4 separate regions of the Homo sapiens genome follow, and all the other regions are linked to region 2. Evidence: chromatin contacts called from ENCODE Hi-C or POLR2A ChIA-PET data. All regions are on one chromosome and are shown on one strand. Each heading gives the region's core, a stretch centred on a gene start or an enhancer-like site at or near the end of the contact. The rest is flanking DNA. Distances are from core to core; before and after follow the strand shown.

Region 1 (3,786 bases), core at 230-2,729, 1.8 Mb after region 2:
AACAGTTGAAGTTCATAAACTAAAATCTGTTTGAGTTAATGAGCATAACTTTTTACTTATTAAATGTTACAGTTTTAAGAGAATAAGTGCAAACACATCAATGAAATTTTAATTATCAAATTTATTTAGATAGGCAGGAATATCTGTGCTTCCTTTGTAAAAGAAAAATCAAAAGCCCTATAACGATACAGTGCCCAATTCCTGTTTAGTTATACTGCCCTCTAAACAGAGAAAACCTTATCTTTTAAAGCCAAGAGTTGAAGGAGGAAGGAGGAGGGAGGCGTTGAGAGGGGCCAGAGAAGGAGAAAGGGGAGAAGGGACAGGAAAAAGAAGGTGCAGAGGAAGAGATAAGGGGAGGAGAGTGGAGGGGAAAGGAAAAAGAAAAGGGAAAGGGAACAAGAGAAAGGAATGGGGGGGAGGAGAAGGGAAATAATCTCTTCTCATTAAACTGGTTGTCAAAGTACTTTCCAAAAAAGAACACAGGATCCTGTTTCTGACTAAACCAGCTTTGTTCATTTTCCCCTCATGTTCCTCTTAGTGACATGGTCAAAATTGTGGCTTTGAAGGTCATTCTGGTTGCCTGTAGGAAAGTGGAACTGCAGACATGAGGATAACATGTAAGGGAGATGCATGGAGTGCCAGAGTTCTCCCTTCTCCATCCATCCTTCTCATTGGAAAGAGTGAGAAGATTTTGGAAACTTTTAGAGGTTAAAAAATTAACATAATATTTCTACTTACCAAGAACCTAGTGGCTTTCTTCTGTAATTGATAGGGGAAGGGACATGATGCACCAAACATGTTACTGGAATTAACTCTAGTATAGAAAGCATGACACTAAGTTATGGAAAACTTAACAATCACAATGTGGGCACTATTCCCTCAAAAACCACAGCAAGAACAAAGCAAAACAAAACAAAATCCTGATTTTTCTTATAGGAATTTCTTCTAATGTGCTCTTTCAATCTGCTTTTTAAAATACCTAGCAATAACATAATAAGTTCCATTTGATCCTTCAACCCTAATATAATTTTGTAAAATTACTGCAACTGAGAAGTCTGAGTAGAATTAAAATGCTTTTGGATGTAAACATTTTTTAATGGTTCAGAATCATCTCATTTATCTAGTCAAAATTGCTTTGGTATTTCATATTGGTGGAAAAAATAATATAGGAACAACATTATCCCTAGCAGAGCAGTGAGATGGTAATGAAATCCAAAGTGGTGAAAGTGGCGATTCTGACGAACTGATTCTTGCACTGCCATCTGCCTGCTTCCTCCCTTTGACACAGCAAGTTATTTAATGTGGTGAGAAAGAAAGTGTTGAAGCAGTATCATTATTTACTAGAAATCACATGTCAGGAGTTCAGTTTAAAAAAATAATAATCCAGGAAGTTCAGGCTAAGCAAAACTTGGGTCAACAGATGGCTTACGTAAATGTGTGGGTTAGGTTTTACTGGGAAACTCCAGCCTCGAATAGGTGACAGCAGTCAGATCTGGAGCCCTTCTTTCCTTCAAAACAAAACCTCTAAGTAGGAGGAAGGAGTCAAAAGCAGTCACAACCCAAGTTAGCACAAATAAGCAAATGGCATATAGTCACCTATCTGGCGTGACTTCAGACGCACGCACACATGCACAAAATATTCTCTCCACTCCCTTCCATCTAAAAAACCTTTGAGAGTTTTTTGAAACTTGCCTTGTTTCTGCCAAAATACAATTATGTGCAGTGTGAACTGAATTTACTTGAACATTTTGTGAAAGGAGAAAGGCTGAGGCACAACTTCAGAAAGATTTAGTGGTGAATCATTATTCTTTTCAGCCACATATTTTCAAATATATTGTTTGTGGGATCATTTTCAGAAGATTATATAGAATATGAAGTATCACCAGGACGCTTACTATCTTACAAACCTCATCATCTTTCTGTGGCCCTCACATGCGCACTGACCATCACAGCCTTCCTTCGAGTCCTTGACTTGAAATGCGTGCCCGTCTCGGAGTCTTGGAACTTGCTGCGTCTCCCACTTGGATGCTCTCCTGGCCATACAGGAAGGTTCTGGTCTCCGGTTGCTCCTCAGCTCGGTAGTCCCCTCCACAGTGAGGTCTTCCCTAGCTATCCCACCTACCAACTCACACCACCAATTCTGTCCATCTTCTAATGCTAATTTATTTTCTTCCTTGGCACTTCTCACTGTCCTCCTCACATTTTTGGTCCATAAAATGCAAGTTCTATTTATATATACCCATTCACTCATGTTTATTGAGCATCTAACTTATGCCTGACACCATTCTAGGTACTTGTGATTTGGCAGTGAACAAAAAATGTTCCCCGTCTTCACAGAGCTTACTTTCTAGTTATGGAAGAGAGGGTTTTTCTGCAAGAAATGTACAAATGAAGAAACACATGTAAAAACGGAGAAATGACTTAGAGGGAAAAAATAGGGCAGATTAAAGAGGATTAGGAATGTCAGGTTGCAGGGTAAGAGTAGATTGCAATGTTAGAGTCAGGGTAAACCACAGAGAGAAGGTGAAGTTTCAGCAAAGAACTGAAGGAGGTAAGGGTAACAGACATGCAGATATCTGATGGAAGAACATTCCAGCAAGGGGAATCACTAACACAAAGACCTAAAGCAGAAGCAGGTGTGGCATATTCCAAAAACTCAAGAGGGTCACTGTGGTTGAATAAGTGAGGAGGCGAGTAGAGCAGAGAATGCCTTGGAGTCAGTGAGGGCCAAGTTCACACAGAGCCTTTATTCTGATGGAAGCTGGGAGCCACTGAAGGGTTTGGGGCAGAGGCATGAGATGATTTGACTAATGCTTTAAGGCAGTAGTCCCCAACTATTTTGCCACCAGGAACCAGTTTCGTAGAAGACCATTTTTCCATGTTGGAGGGATGGTTTCAGGATGATTCAGGCAAGTTAAATTTATTGTGCTCTTTATTTCTATTATTATTATATTGTAATATATAATGAAATAATTATATACCATAATGTAGAATCAGCGGGAGCCTTGAGCTTGTTTTCCTGCAACTAGAAGTTCCCAGCTGGGGGTGATGGGAGACAGTGACAGATTATCAGGCATTAGATTCTTGTAAGAAGCACACAACCTAGATCCCTGGCAGGTGAATTTCACAATAGGGTTTGCACTCCTACAAGGATCAAATGCCGCCACTGATCTGATAGGAAGCAGAGCTCAGGCAGTAATGCAAGCAATGCAGAGTGGCTGTAAATACAGATGAAGCATTGCTCACTTGCCCAACGTTCACCTCCTGGTTCCTAACAGACCACGAACTGCTACCATTTCATGGCCCAGAGACTGGGGACTCCTGCTTTAAGGGATAACTCTGCCTATGAGTTGAAAACATGCTATAAAGAAGAAAGGGAAAAATGAGACCCTACATACCAGGACACCACTATACGTTGAGCCTTTGGGATACACTGTTTGTTGAATTAATTAATATATGAATGAATGAACTACAGAGGCTGAAGAATAAGAGACGCAGAGATCCTCACAAGTATGAAGTAAAAAGTGATATGTCTTCTCATCTTTATGAATCAGACACAGTATATTAACATCACACATTATAATTATGTGTGTGGTTCTATGCCTAGATACATATATGTAAATATTTACTGTTTGTTCTCTGTGAAGCACTTTTAATTTTGACAAATACCTTCACCTATTTTATGCTACATGTATAAATATCCACATAGTGTCATGTTCATTAATGCCAAGCTACTGCTATATTAGGCTACTTCCATTTCCTGAAAAATAGCACATTCTAATACTG
Region 2 (3,750 bases), core at 982-3,481:
TGCCTATCTTAACAAGCTAAACACTTCAATGCAAATGTGAGCTTTATTAGAAGTTTCCACCATGTTATATTTCAGGGACCTATCATTGGCTTGGAAGCCATTTAAAATGACCACCTACACTGTGTACCCCTACAGGCCAGACAGGCTCTTCACCCTCTGGAGACTTCCCTTGAGTGATGGCTGAGACTTCCAGGGTAAATTGTATACAGGCATATTTTCAGTTAGGACATCTCAGGGGAAAAAAAGAAGTTAAATTTCAGAATGTGAGTGGTTATTAGGGCTGGGCAGGAATAGCATTCGGTCTTGGTTCCTCTCTTTCACATATCTGATAGGGTATGCTGGGATGGAATGCCCGCTGGGAGGAATGCATTTCAGATAGCTTGACTCACTAGGCTGGCCTTTCTCACCTTGCTGCCAAGCTTGTGTCTGCAAAGCTCATCTTTCTATGAAGAAAAATCAGAGGCTTAGATCAGAATGGAACTTATTCTCAGGACAGCCCAGGAACACCATAAAAATTTCGGCAAAAATATGTATTTTTATCCACAGCCACTCAAAAACAACTTTTAAAAACACCCTCAAAACAACTCCTTAACAGGGACAGCACTGCTACACACTTGTGACATTAAAAAAAGTAGAAAAAAGTAGAACATATGGTTGCTTCATGCCATCAGATTGACAAAAGAGCTGCACTCCGCAGTTAGGTGTTCTTTTGGGCAGTGTGCCTGGGTGATGTGGGGGTGGGGGTGATGCTGGACCTGGCCAGCTCTGGTCTCCGTGCTGCACCTCAGTGCTTGCTCTGCACACCCTCCTGCGTGCACAGTCTCAACTGGTCTTTCTTCTGTATGTCCTCACCTGAGTATATCCGTGTTGAAATGGAAGTTTCTAGAGGGGAGAACTGAGACCTTCATTAATCAAATCTTTGTATATGCACCAAGGACTCACAAAGAATTATCATCTCTTCTGGTTTGTTATATTTATTTCTGTGTTACTTTCCTCCTTTACCATCCCTCTGTGGACCTAGCTGGTTTTGCTCATAGAAGTTAAAAGCTCTTAGATTCTCTTTGAGTAATGACAACGGCTGGCATTCAGCTAACAGGCCACGGCATCCTGAATCCAAGTTCATCTCTGGGCCTGTCCCCTAAAAGAGTTAAGTGCAGAAACAGCCTCTCAGAAAGCTCTGGGACTGCCTGACCTTAGCAAAGGACAATCTGTCTGCTCCATAATAAAAAGGACCCATTCTCCCGGGATACCTTTGATCCCAACTATAAACAGATCAGGGTGGGAAAGGTCCTCTGGTCATGGGAAAGCCCAGCCTGCTGTTGCCTTTGGTGAGTTAATGAACTACCATATATTTGTGATTCAGGAAGCTGCTTTATAAATATGCTCTACCTGCAACTGTTCAAGGAGGTCAAGGTTCTGTTTGCGTAAGCTGCTGTTGGTTTTCTCTAATTTATCCATTCTTTGGTTGTCACTGAGAGGAGAGGAATCGATAAGTTCTTCTTGAAGGACGTGGTACTCAACTTCATAAGCTTGTAACTGTTTAGCGATGTCCATTTCAAATACCTGTTATAGAAAGAAAAGTCATCACGTACTAAAACTGAGAAAAACCCCACAAGTACAGGCAGGCGTCTGCAATCACGACAATGCGCACCTGTGAAGCGTCTCCTCTACGCTTAGCTCTACACTTGGTACTAGAAGTAATAAATAAGAAAAACTACGCACTGAGAAGGTAATAATTTTACTTGGGACAAAAGGATATAAGAAACATCTAGAAATAATTCCAAGGTAACATTAAGTACAGGTTTTTGATACTCACCTTCCAAAAGCCAAAAAAAAAAAAAAAACCTCTCATTTTTAAAGACATAAAAATTTATTTTTAGTTCTTATTTCACTTCTTTTCTCTGAAAATTCTGTTAGGTTAGATACATCAACTATGGGTTAAAAGGAGAAAAGAAACAAAAGAATCATAGCCTGTTTGCAGAGTCACCAAGTCAAAGTTTAATTATAGTTCAGTTGGGTTTTCAGAGTTACAAGAACAGCTAAGTAATGGGACTGTTTACTAAAAAACTCTCCTTTGCACACAAATATGCAGAAATGAGCCAAAACCCACATGTCACCCACACAGATGAGTGAATACGAAACGATGCCTGAGTTGTCTTCTTTCCCACAATAGTAATGGTGACGAAAACACCACACGTGTGAAAAACAACTCCTAAGTGCCTAAGTGACTCAAGCCGTCCGTGTCTGTACTTTCTCTTGGTAAGGAAGGCAGGGCGGAAAGCAGAATCAGAAGACAGCTGCTGCTGCTGCTGCCCAAGGCATTTCCTTTCTTTCCAGTTGTTTCTATGAGAGAACCCCAGGGGCTGGGGCCTCTCAGCACAGCAGTGAAGCCCTAACGTTTATCTGATGGATCTGAGAATGCAGTCAAGCTGGGACCATCTTAAAAGAAAAAAAAAAAAAACCCTGCTAGATCAGAACACACATTCAGAAAGTGAAGTCAGGCTTTAAAAGGGCAGAAACTGCCTCTCTATTGCATTGCCTTAAGCAACTCCAATATTGTTAAAAATCAGTGTAAAACTACTTCTTCTGATGGCTCCCTACTGGCATTCAAACTAGCCTATCTTCCCTGGAATCAATTTTCAAAAACCATGTTTCCTTTCTCACCATTCCCAACAATCTTATTTTCTCTTCCTTGAGATGAATTTTTCAGCTTGCTGTTTTTGATTCAGTGGATAATATTAATAAGGCACAAAAGTCATTTGATGCCTAAAAACTAAAATCCATTATATCTGTGGGGTGTGTGTGCATGTGTGCGAGGGGAGTAAGAGGGAGAGAGAGAATTGTTTACTGGATTGAACTGATTCTCTTTTGTCCTTCAGAGCGACCGTGAGGTCAGCAGGGATTATTATCTCCATTTGACAGCCGAGGTAACTGGCTCAGAGGCTTTGAGTCAGCCTTAAAATTGCGGCTCCACTGGCGACTCTATGAATGACTTGAGCTCGGTACTTAACCTCTCTCAGCCACAGTTCCTGGCCTCCCACCTGGGGCAGACAGCGCCTACCTCCCAGGATGGCTGTGAGAATTAAACGAGGCAACTCCTGGAAGTTCCCAGCACACGCCTGGCAGGTTGAGCAGGCGCTCTCTTAGCTAAGGGATCTGCTTCCACACACCTGCCACAAAACCCTCACATTTCAACCTCAGCAAAACCATCATCAATGGATGCCACGTCATGGAACTTCTGAATAGTCTGAACAGTAAAAACCACAAATGTTAAAACTGAGATTGTTTGGCACTCATGTATAATTATAAATATGGTGCTGAATAAATGTCATGTACACTATTACTTTTTTTCTTTCACAAAGATTTAAGTGATCTCCTAACCTGGAAAGCCTGGGAACAAAACCTCTGGCTTTTCCTACGGATTGATGTTCTGTGTTAAGTTAATGGCTCTCAGCAGTACCCAAAGCCATAAACTCTTCCAGGCCTCCATTAATCCCTAGGAACCACCCTGGGTCACAATCATCTCTGCTTAATTGCCTGATGATCTCCTGACTGCCAAGACTCCTAGGCCCTTCATTCTGCAGTTATGCCCCTGAATTTACCCCAAACCATGGCAATATGAGGCTGGTGGTCAAAGGAGAACCCTGGTCACTGAACGAGGGCTTCAGCCCTTGGGCTAATTACTTGGGGAAAGAAAAGAATTGGGAGGGGCGCCTGTCCTTGCACACTTAGACAGCACAAGTGATCCAC
Region 3 (3,380 bases), core at 881-3,380, 1.9 Mb before region 2:
GCGTAGTGGCTTTCGCCTCTAGTCCCAGCTACTCTAGGGGACGAGGTGGGAGGATGGCTTGAGCCCAGGAGGCAGACGTTGCAGTGAGCTGAGATAGTGCCACTGCACTCCAGCCTTGGCGATACGGCCAGACCTTGTCTCAAAAAAATAAATAAATAAGATGCAACTATGTAACAGTATTTAGATTTAAAATAAATACTAAAAAAAAAACATGCAACTAGTGATAATATTTAGCTTCTACTGTGTACATACAAGATACTATGCCTACTTTAATATACTTTAATGAAGGAAAAAACATGCCTCTACCATAACTTAAGCCCACTTTTTCTATGAAATACAGTACTTCTATCTCCCCTTCAAATTAACTAAAGTCAACAAGTACACAAACTGGCATTCGTACGTACTGCGTGCTGATTTCAACTGCTTTATTCTTTATTGTTTTACAGGTTAGTCTTTTTTCATTAACTAAATTGTAGCCTCCTTGCAAAAGAGCAGCCATTTATTTCCTATTCTTCCCACCATGTCCACCACTACAGCCCCTCGCTCCTACCCCCCATCCTAGCACGGCACTTAAATAATAAAAGGTCCTGGCAGCGAAACTCAAAACTGTTTATTTCTGACCTTTAGCAGTAAACAATGTTAGAAAGGCAGATGGAACCACGTTTATCAAAACACAGAACACACGATGTTTACATTTCCTAAAGCGCGTCTTTTAGTTAAAATTAAAGGATGAGAGTTAAAACGAGTTACAAAAGACAGCTGGTGTTTGAAAGAAAAACACTGGAAGTAATAAAAACGGAGTGAAAAGGCTGATGTTGGGATTAAAAGAAAACATTTTTTTAATACAGCTGCAAATCAGTCATTGTTTTCTGAGAGGCTAGGTTCATCTCCAGGATTTTCTTCTAGGAGCTCAACCAATGGCCACCTTTACTGAGTTAACCAGTCTCCAGGCAAGCAGCCCTTGCTGATTGGCTCAAAGATGTCGAGTAGAAAAAGCAGCCAATCCTGCCTTCAAGCCAGAACTGTGCCATGGAGACATTACAACCACTGCATGGCGAGAATGTGTACAAACCTGTCCGTGCCACAAATATCAGATCCTAGTTACAAAGACTGCCGCCGAAAGGAAGAGCCTTTGAAGCCAACACTGACACTGACCTGTCATCTACATTCTATTACTCTAGCTCTCTTTCGGAGGGAAAAAAAAAACTATTTTAACCAAAAGCGCATGAGAGATAAACTGTGCCCCCGCTAAGATGACTCACTCTATTGAGGATGAATTTCCAAACGGACGGCTTAGAGAGAGTCCCGATGAGAGAGGGGCTCTAGAAGGGTCCCATTGAGGGACAAAGTTGCAGATGGGGGCAGGGGAGGCGGGACGAGGGCCAAAGACACACAAATGCCGGGGAGGGGAAAGTCTCCCCGCAGTCTCCAAAATCCGAACGTGTGAGTGGCTGTGTGTCTGGACTTGAACTGAGTAAATAAACGGCTCTGCTAGGACTATGTGCTCAGGAAGGTGGCCTGAAGTTCCCAGAAGGCTCCGCCTGGCAAACACCTAAGGCGCCTGGAGGGGCGCAAGGTCAGGTCCCGGCGGGAACAGATCTGGGAGGAAACCTCGGGGGGTCGAGAGGGGTGTGTCTGGGGCCTGGAGGCCCGCCAGGCACTCGGAGGCCAAGGAAGCGGCCGCGGCCCCCGCCTTCGCCCGGCCTCGGGCTGAGCGCCAGGGCCCGCCTCTCGCCGACGCCTCACTTCCCTTCCGTCCGGGCAGCCGGGCCCGCGGGTCAGATCGGAGGCGGCCCGCGCCGGGCCCCACATTCAGGGCTTGGGGGTTCATTCGCCGCGCCGCCCGCCGCTGCTTCAGGCCCTCCGCTTCGGCTCGGAGCCCCGGGACCCCTAACCTCCAGGGCCCTCACCTTGGACCCGCCTCCCTGCCTCCCACCCGCCGCCTTTACCTGCTTCTGGAGCGGGCAGAGGGCGTCGAAGCCGGTGCCGCGTCGTCGAACGCACAACGCGGCGCCGCAGGTCCGCAGCCCTTTCCCGCCGGCGCCACTGCGCTCTCCCGCGCCGCGCAAGGCTAGCAAGCAGCTGCGGCCGCGGGGGAGACACGGCGAGCGCGCCCGGCGGGGAGACACTGCCGCTCTCCGTCCGGCCGGGGAAGAGCAGCCGCGCAGAAGCCCGCCGCGAGAGGGCGGGTGGGCGGCCGGGTGGGGAGGGGTCTCGAGGCGCCGGCAATGGCTGCCACGTCGCCCAGGTGGATCGCCGCCCACCGCCCCCCCCCAAGCCCGCCGGCTGTCCGCCACGACCTCTGCTTCGTCCCCGAGCTCCGCCTCGGCGCGGCGGCCCGGGGGACTTGAGCCCGCGGGCGCTCCCACCTCTCCCGCTCCCGCTCTCCCGTTGGAGAGCAAGCCCTGCCCGGCCGGTTCGGCTGCTTCCGGTCGCCCACCCCCCAAGTCTCGCCCGAGAGCGGGCCGTGGTCCCCACTTTTCTTATCAGGGGGTCCCTGGAGGAGCAAGCCCTTCTTCGAGTGTCGGGTTCTGCTTGGGGGGAAGGCGGGAGCTGTTTGGCGCTGGGGAACATTGCAACAGGCCCGGAATTTTTGCCAAAATAAGCGGCGCGGTAAACCACAGCTGTTTCTAGCCCTCGGCACTCTCCCGAGCCCCAAAAAACAAAACAAACACAAGGTCGGCCTCGCGAGGTGAGGGGAGAAAGGAAAGCAGAGCTGGGACGAGCCCTGACGCGCGCGGGGTCCAGGCTGCAAGTTGGGAGGGACGGCGAGGCGAGCGACCGGCCTCGGCATTGCCTGACTAGGGCCGTGGCCGCTGCGGCGGGCACGGGAACCCGCCTTCTCGCGCGCGGCCCTCCCGCGGGGGGCTTCCGGGCGCGCGGCCTCGGAGCCCCACGGGGAGACAAAGGGGTAGGCGACTGCCACGGGGTGGAGGGAGGCTGCCCAGCCCCATCGGCCCTGCCAGCGTGCGGTCTGAGCTCGGGGAATGTGTGCGCCTTAGCCGGTGGAACCGCAGCCGCTGGCCTTTGCCCCCAGTTCGAGCTTGAGTTTTCGGATGCCAAGAAAAAGCAAAGACGTGCTCTTCCCTCTTGCGACCGCTGTAGTATGAGTCCGTCCCCAAGCCTGCACCATTTTTTTTCTCTCAACTCTGCTTTCCCTGGTTTATTTGTTCTGGGTTCTGATGTGAAATGTTTAGTGTTTTCAGGGTACGCAAATTTTTCACCTTTGCTTTCTGGTTGGTGGTGGTGGTGGTGATGGTAGTGGTGGTGGTTTTGCCTGTTTTTTACTTCCTCCGTCCCCTCCCTTTGCGGTTACTTTTCATTCCACTTGCAGTGGTTTTTCCCAGAATAGAGAAGCGAAATAACCTCATGACAAAGTG
Region 4 (3,438 bases), core at 241-2,740, 1.3 Mb before region 2:
TTTTTTTTTTTTGAGACGGAGTCTTGCTCTGTTGCCCAGGCTGGAGTGCAGTGGCGCAATCTTGGCTCACCGCAAGCTCCGCCTCCCGGGTTCACGCCATTCTCCTGCCTCAGCCTCCTGAGTAGCTGGGACTACAGGCGCCCGCCACCACGCCCGGCTAATTTTTTTGTATTTTTAGTAGAGACAGGGTTTCACCATGTTAGCCAGGATGGTCTCGATCTCCTGACCTCAGGTGATCCACCTGCCTCGGCCTCCCAAAGTGCTGGGATTACAGGCGTAAGCCACCGCACCCGGCCCGAAAATCTCTGGAACTAACATATATCACACTTTCATGTACTCCACCTACCAGGAACTAGATGTTTGTCTTTCAACAAGATTGAACTGCAATAACTGAAGAAGGTGCCACAGTTTAAAACTGTTCTGGTCCTGACTTGAATCAGGGGCGTTTAAAGTGAAGTGTGCAATAAATCTCTCGAGCTTTGAATAATTGTTGAAACGTAGGTTAATAATGCCCAATTAGTTTCAGACAACTGGAAGGTTAAAACCAAGCCTAACGTTTTTACTTTCTTTTTCTTTTTTTTTTTTTGAGATGGAGTCTCGCTCTGTCGCCCAGGTTGGAGTGCAGTTGCGCGATCTCGGCTCACTGCAACCTCCGCCTCGCGGGTTCAAGCGATTCTCCTGCCTCAGCCTGGCGAGTAGCTGGGACTACAGGCGCACGCCACCACGCTCAGCTAATTTTTGTATTTTTAATAGAGGCGGGGTTTCACCATGTTGGCCAGGATGAACGTTTTTACTTTCTAGGTTACATTGTTTCTGTGTTTGAACGTGGCAGTCAAGAACATAAGAAATCATGGTATTCGGCTTTTACATCTGAACACAAACGTGTATGAGATAGCCAAAACACTACAAAATCCACGAGTCTGCACATGTATCTCAAAAGAACCTTCGACAACTCAAAGAGTGCCTGTTAGGGTGTTGCACGATTGCTACTGCACTTCTCAATGTCTGCCGCTGAAGCCTAGCGGACAGGTTTGTGTTCTCTGCGGCTAGAGTGGTGTCTCACACACAGTAAGAGTCCAAGACAGAATAGCTATGTGGGGTGCTCACTGCAGTGCTCCATAAATATAGGGTACAAACCACTCTAAGCAGAAAATAAGTCCTCGGTGCTGGCCCAGAGAGACTTGCAAACAAACTGATGCCAGAGACTCTATATCATGGGGCTGGCGGGATAATTACATGAGATTACACGAAAAACGTTTAAAACTGCCGTTGGCTAGTAGTAAATGTTCAGTAAATGCACTGGCCTTTATTATTGGGCATGGGCGCTCTGAAGGGATAGGATCCCCCCACCCCACGCCCAAACCCGTTCGCCCCGCCGCTCACCCGGGGCCCCAGGGTGCGGGCTGCATCCCCGCAGCGTAGAGACATTTCCTCTTTAGGACTAGCGCAGTGCAGGGGTTGAGGGATCGCTAACTCCCGGGAAAGGACAGGTCGAAATTACGTCGCTCCATTTATGACAAGCAGCCAAGCTGCTCCACGATTGGCTGCTTTAGCCTTACGTGCGTCGCGCACTCATGACGCAATACGCAGGCCCCTTACGCGATACAAGTACGTAATGACGACAGACGTTCTTTCTTTGCTGCGTCTACTGCGAGGTAAGGATGTTTCTGTGCTCGTGGGGGTACTGGGAATCTGAAACCATCTGCTCTGGGAAAGGCTGCGGCGCGGCTCCCACTCTCGGAACCTTGTCCTGTTTGTCCCCCAGCTCGGCAAGCGCCATATGAGCCTGGCGGCGCCAGATGCGAATCCTGTTGTGGGCTTTTTGGCCTATTCCCGCCCCTCAGTCTTGCCGGGATGGCACCGCCCGCATAGGACTTCCAGGGTTGGGCTGAGTGGGAGTTCGACTGCTGGGCCTCGTAATTCTCGCTTTGGGGCTGCTCCTTCCAGGCTGGGACACACTGGGGCCCGCTGTCGGTCTCCCGTCCTCCGACATCTTGTCTGGAACTTCCGCCTGGCAGTCTCCAGTAGGAGTGGAGCTCTGTGCGGCGTAGTTTGGTGGAAAAACGGGCCTTGCGTCGGCCTCACCCCCAGTGTTTGTGTTTCAGAATGAAGACTATTCTCAGCAATCAGACTGTCGACATTCCAGAAAATGGTATGAGACTTGATGTCTTTTACTTACATCTTTACTGCACGTTCCAAGCGTTGTGTGGCCTGACGAGTGTGTTCTCTCTTCTAGTCGACATTACTCTGAAGGGACGCACAGTTATCGTGAAGGGCCCCAGAGGAACCCTGCGGAGGGACTTCAATCACATCAATGTAGAACTCAGCCTTCTTGGAAAGAAAAAAAAGAGGGTGAGGGTTTTTCTTCTGATAATTCAGTTGCTCGTTGGAAGGTGGTTTATAACAGCATCACATTTGGTTGCTTTAACAATTTTCGAATTAAGGTTCAGTGCTTCAGCTTTAAATGTTGCTGTCCAGAATACCAGCCTGTTCAGTGAAATTGAAAAACCAGATTCTGAACACAGCCAATTATATAAAGCTCAAATGTAATAGTGGTCATCAGTGACACGTCTTAATGGTGTTAGAAGTTTGGTTTATTTTCCTAGTGATTGCTTTGTAAAAATCACAGGAACCGGCAGTAGGTCATTTAAACCTGATGATTTAATTTTCCAGAAGGGAAGTTTGTTGCAACTTCTACAAAGCTTAACTGTTGGGAGGTTTTATAGGTGGTTGGATTTTTCCAGTTGAAAACCATGTGCTTTGATAAGGGTTAATTCTAGAATCTTAAAGTAATTCGGTAAGTGGTCTGTTGTCTTTTAAGCCTGCATATTTCTGGAAAGAATACATTTTTTGTTCTGTTACAGCTCCGGGTTGACAAATGGTGGGGTAACAGAAAGGAACTGGCTACCGTTCGGACTATTTGTAGTCATGTACAGAACATGATCAAGGGTGTTACACTGGTAAGCAGATGTATCAGACTTCCTTGTTTTGGAAAGGGAGGTTTCTCAAACCTGTGCTTTATACAGCGTAAGTGTCTCTTTCAGAGAATGGGTCATGTATTTTATTTGGTGTAATACGCAAGAACTTGGCAAAAATAGGCATCTGTGGGTCTTTAAGCGATAGAGCTGAGAGCAAAGACCAGATGGGTACAACATGTTTGTTTTTTTCTGTTGTTGGGTTTTTTTTTTTTTTAATCAAGGCTGGGGTCTCGCTATTTTGTCCAGGCTGAGCTCAAGTGATCCTCCCACCTTGGCCTCCCATAGTACTGGGATTGCAGGCATGAGCCACCATGCATGGCTAGATGGGTACAACTTTTAAAAAGTAGGCTAATGATGAATTTTCATACCTTCCGAATTCTTTAAGATAGGAAATCTACAGTTGCAGTACTAGTTGGTAGTCACATCTCACCATCAGGACCCCTTGTTGGGATAGAAAAAG

Evidence for each region. Hi-C counts contacts between places; a loop is a spot of excess contacts on that map. ChIA-PET counts read pairs that join two places held with the same protein, here RNA polymerase II (POLR2A). Pooled maps may share reads with other maps.
Region 1: a pooled map shows a loop between it and region 2 (23-fold over the local background). The contact joins two enhancer-like sites. A Hi-C loop is called at or near these places in 3 of 37 single-sample maps with no recorded cell type and 8 of 50 pooled maps.
Region 3: a loop to region 2 is called in a map of naive thymus-derived CD4-positive, alpha-beta T cell, with 5 times the contacts of the local background. The contact joins the promoter of N4BP2 here to the enhancer-like site in region 2. A Hi-C loop is called at or near these places in 1 of 168 maps with a recorded cell type or tissue (naive thymus-derived CD4-positive, alpha-beta T cell) and 7 of 50 pooled maps. POLR2A ChIA-PET finds 5 or more read pairs at or near these places in 1 of 52 experiments (activated CD4-positive, alpha-beta T cell).
Region 4: a pooled map shows a loop between it and region 2 (5-fold over the local background). The contact joins the promoter of LIAS here to the enhancer-like site in region 2. A Hi-C loop is called at or near these places in 6 of 50 pooled maps. POLR2A ChIA-PET finds 5 or more read pairs at or near these places in 2 of 52 experiments (MCF 10A and common myeloid progenitor, CD34-positive).

Annotation. Positions count from the first base shown.
Region 1 is chr4:36,320,769-36,324,554 of GRCh38, reverse strand. The region is part of intron 8 of DTHD1 (death domain containing 1); the gene reads right to left. Among named protein-coding and RNA genes, the nearest start is that of DTHD1, 41 kb to the right of the region's middle. Within about 2 kb of position 1,479, at least 5 of the 41 ENCODE cell types and tissues checked have a DNase peak (open chromatin) inside an H3K27ac peak, as active enhancers do.
Region 2 is chr4:38,130,897-38,134,646 of GRCh38, reverse strand. It overlaps TBC1D1 (TBC1 domain family member 1), which reads right to left. Exons shown (of 22, transcript NM_001396959.1): 21 at 1,390-1,563. Among named protein-coding and RNA genes, the nearest start is that of PTTG2, 170 kb to the right of the region's middle. RefSeq lists a silencer at 1,570-1,709. Within about 2 kb of position 2,231, at least 28 of the 41 ENCODE cell types and tissues checked have a DNase peak (open chromatin) inside an H3K27ac peak, as active enhancers do.
Region 3 is chr4:40,055,600-40,058,979 of GRCh38, reverse strand. N4BP2 (NEDD4 binding protein 2) reads right to left here and starts at 2,130. Exons shown (of 18, transcript NM_018177.6): 1 at 1,950-2,130. It also overlaps the pseudogene LOC344967. RefSeq lists enhancers at 1,069-1,168, 1,269-1,318 and silencers at 1,509-1,858, 1,909-2,368, 2,709-2,918.
Region 4 is chr4:39,457,108-39,460,545 of GRCh38, reverse strand. LIAS (lipoic acid synthetase) reads right to left here and starts at 1,490. Exons shown (of 11, transcript NM_006859.4): 1 at 1,384-1,490. The coding sequence starts at 1,428. RPL9 (ribosomal protein L9) reads left to right here and starts at 1,624. Exons shown (of 8, transcript NM_000661.5): 1 at 1,624-1,655; 2 at 2,106-2,152; 3 at 2,237-2,352; 4 at 2,865-2,960. The coding sequence starts at 2,107. RefSeq lists enhancers at 963-1,012, 1,383-1,677, 1,873-2,623 and a silencer at 1,393-1,442.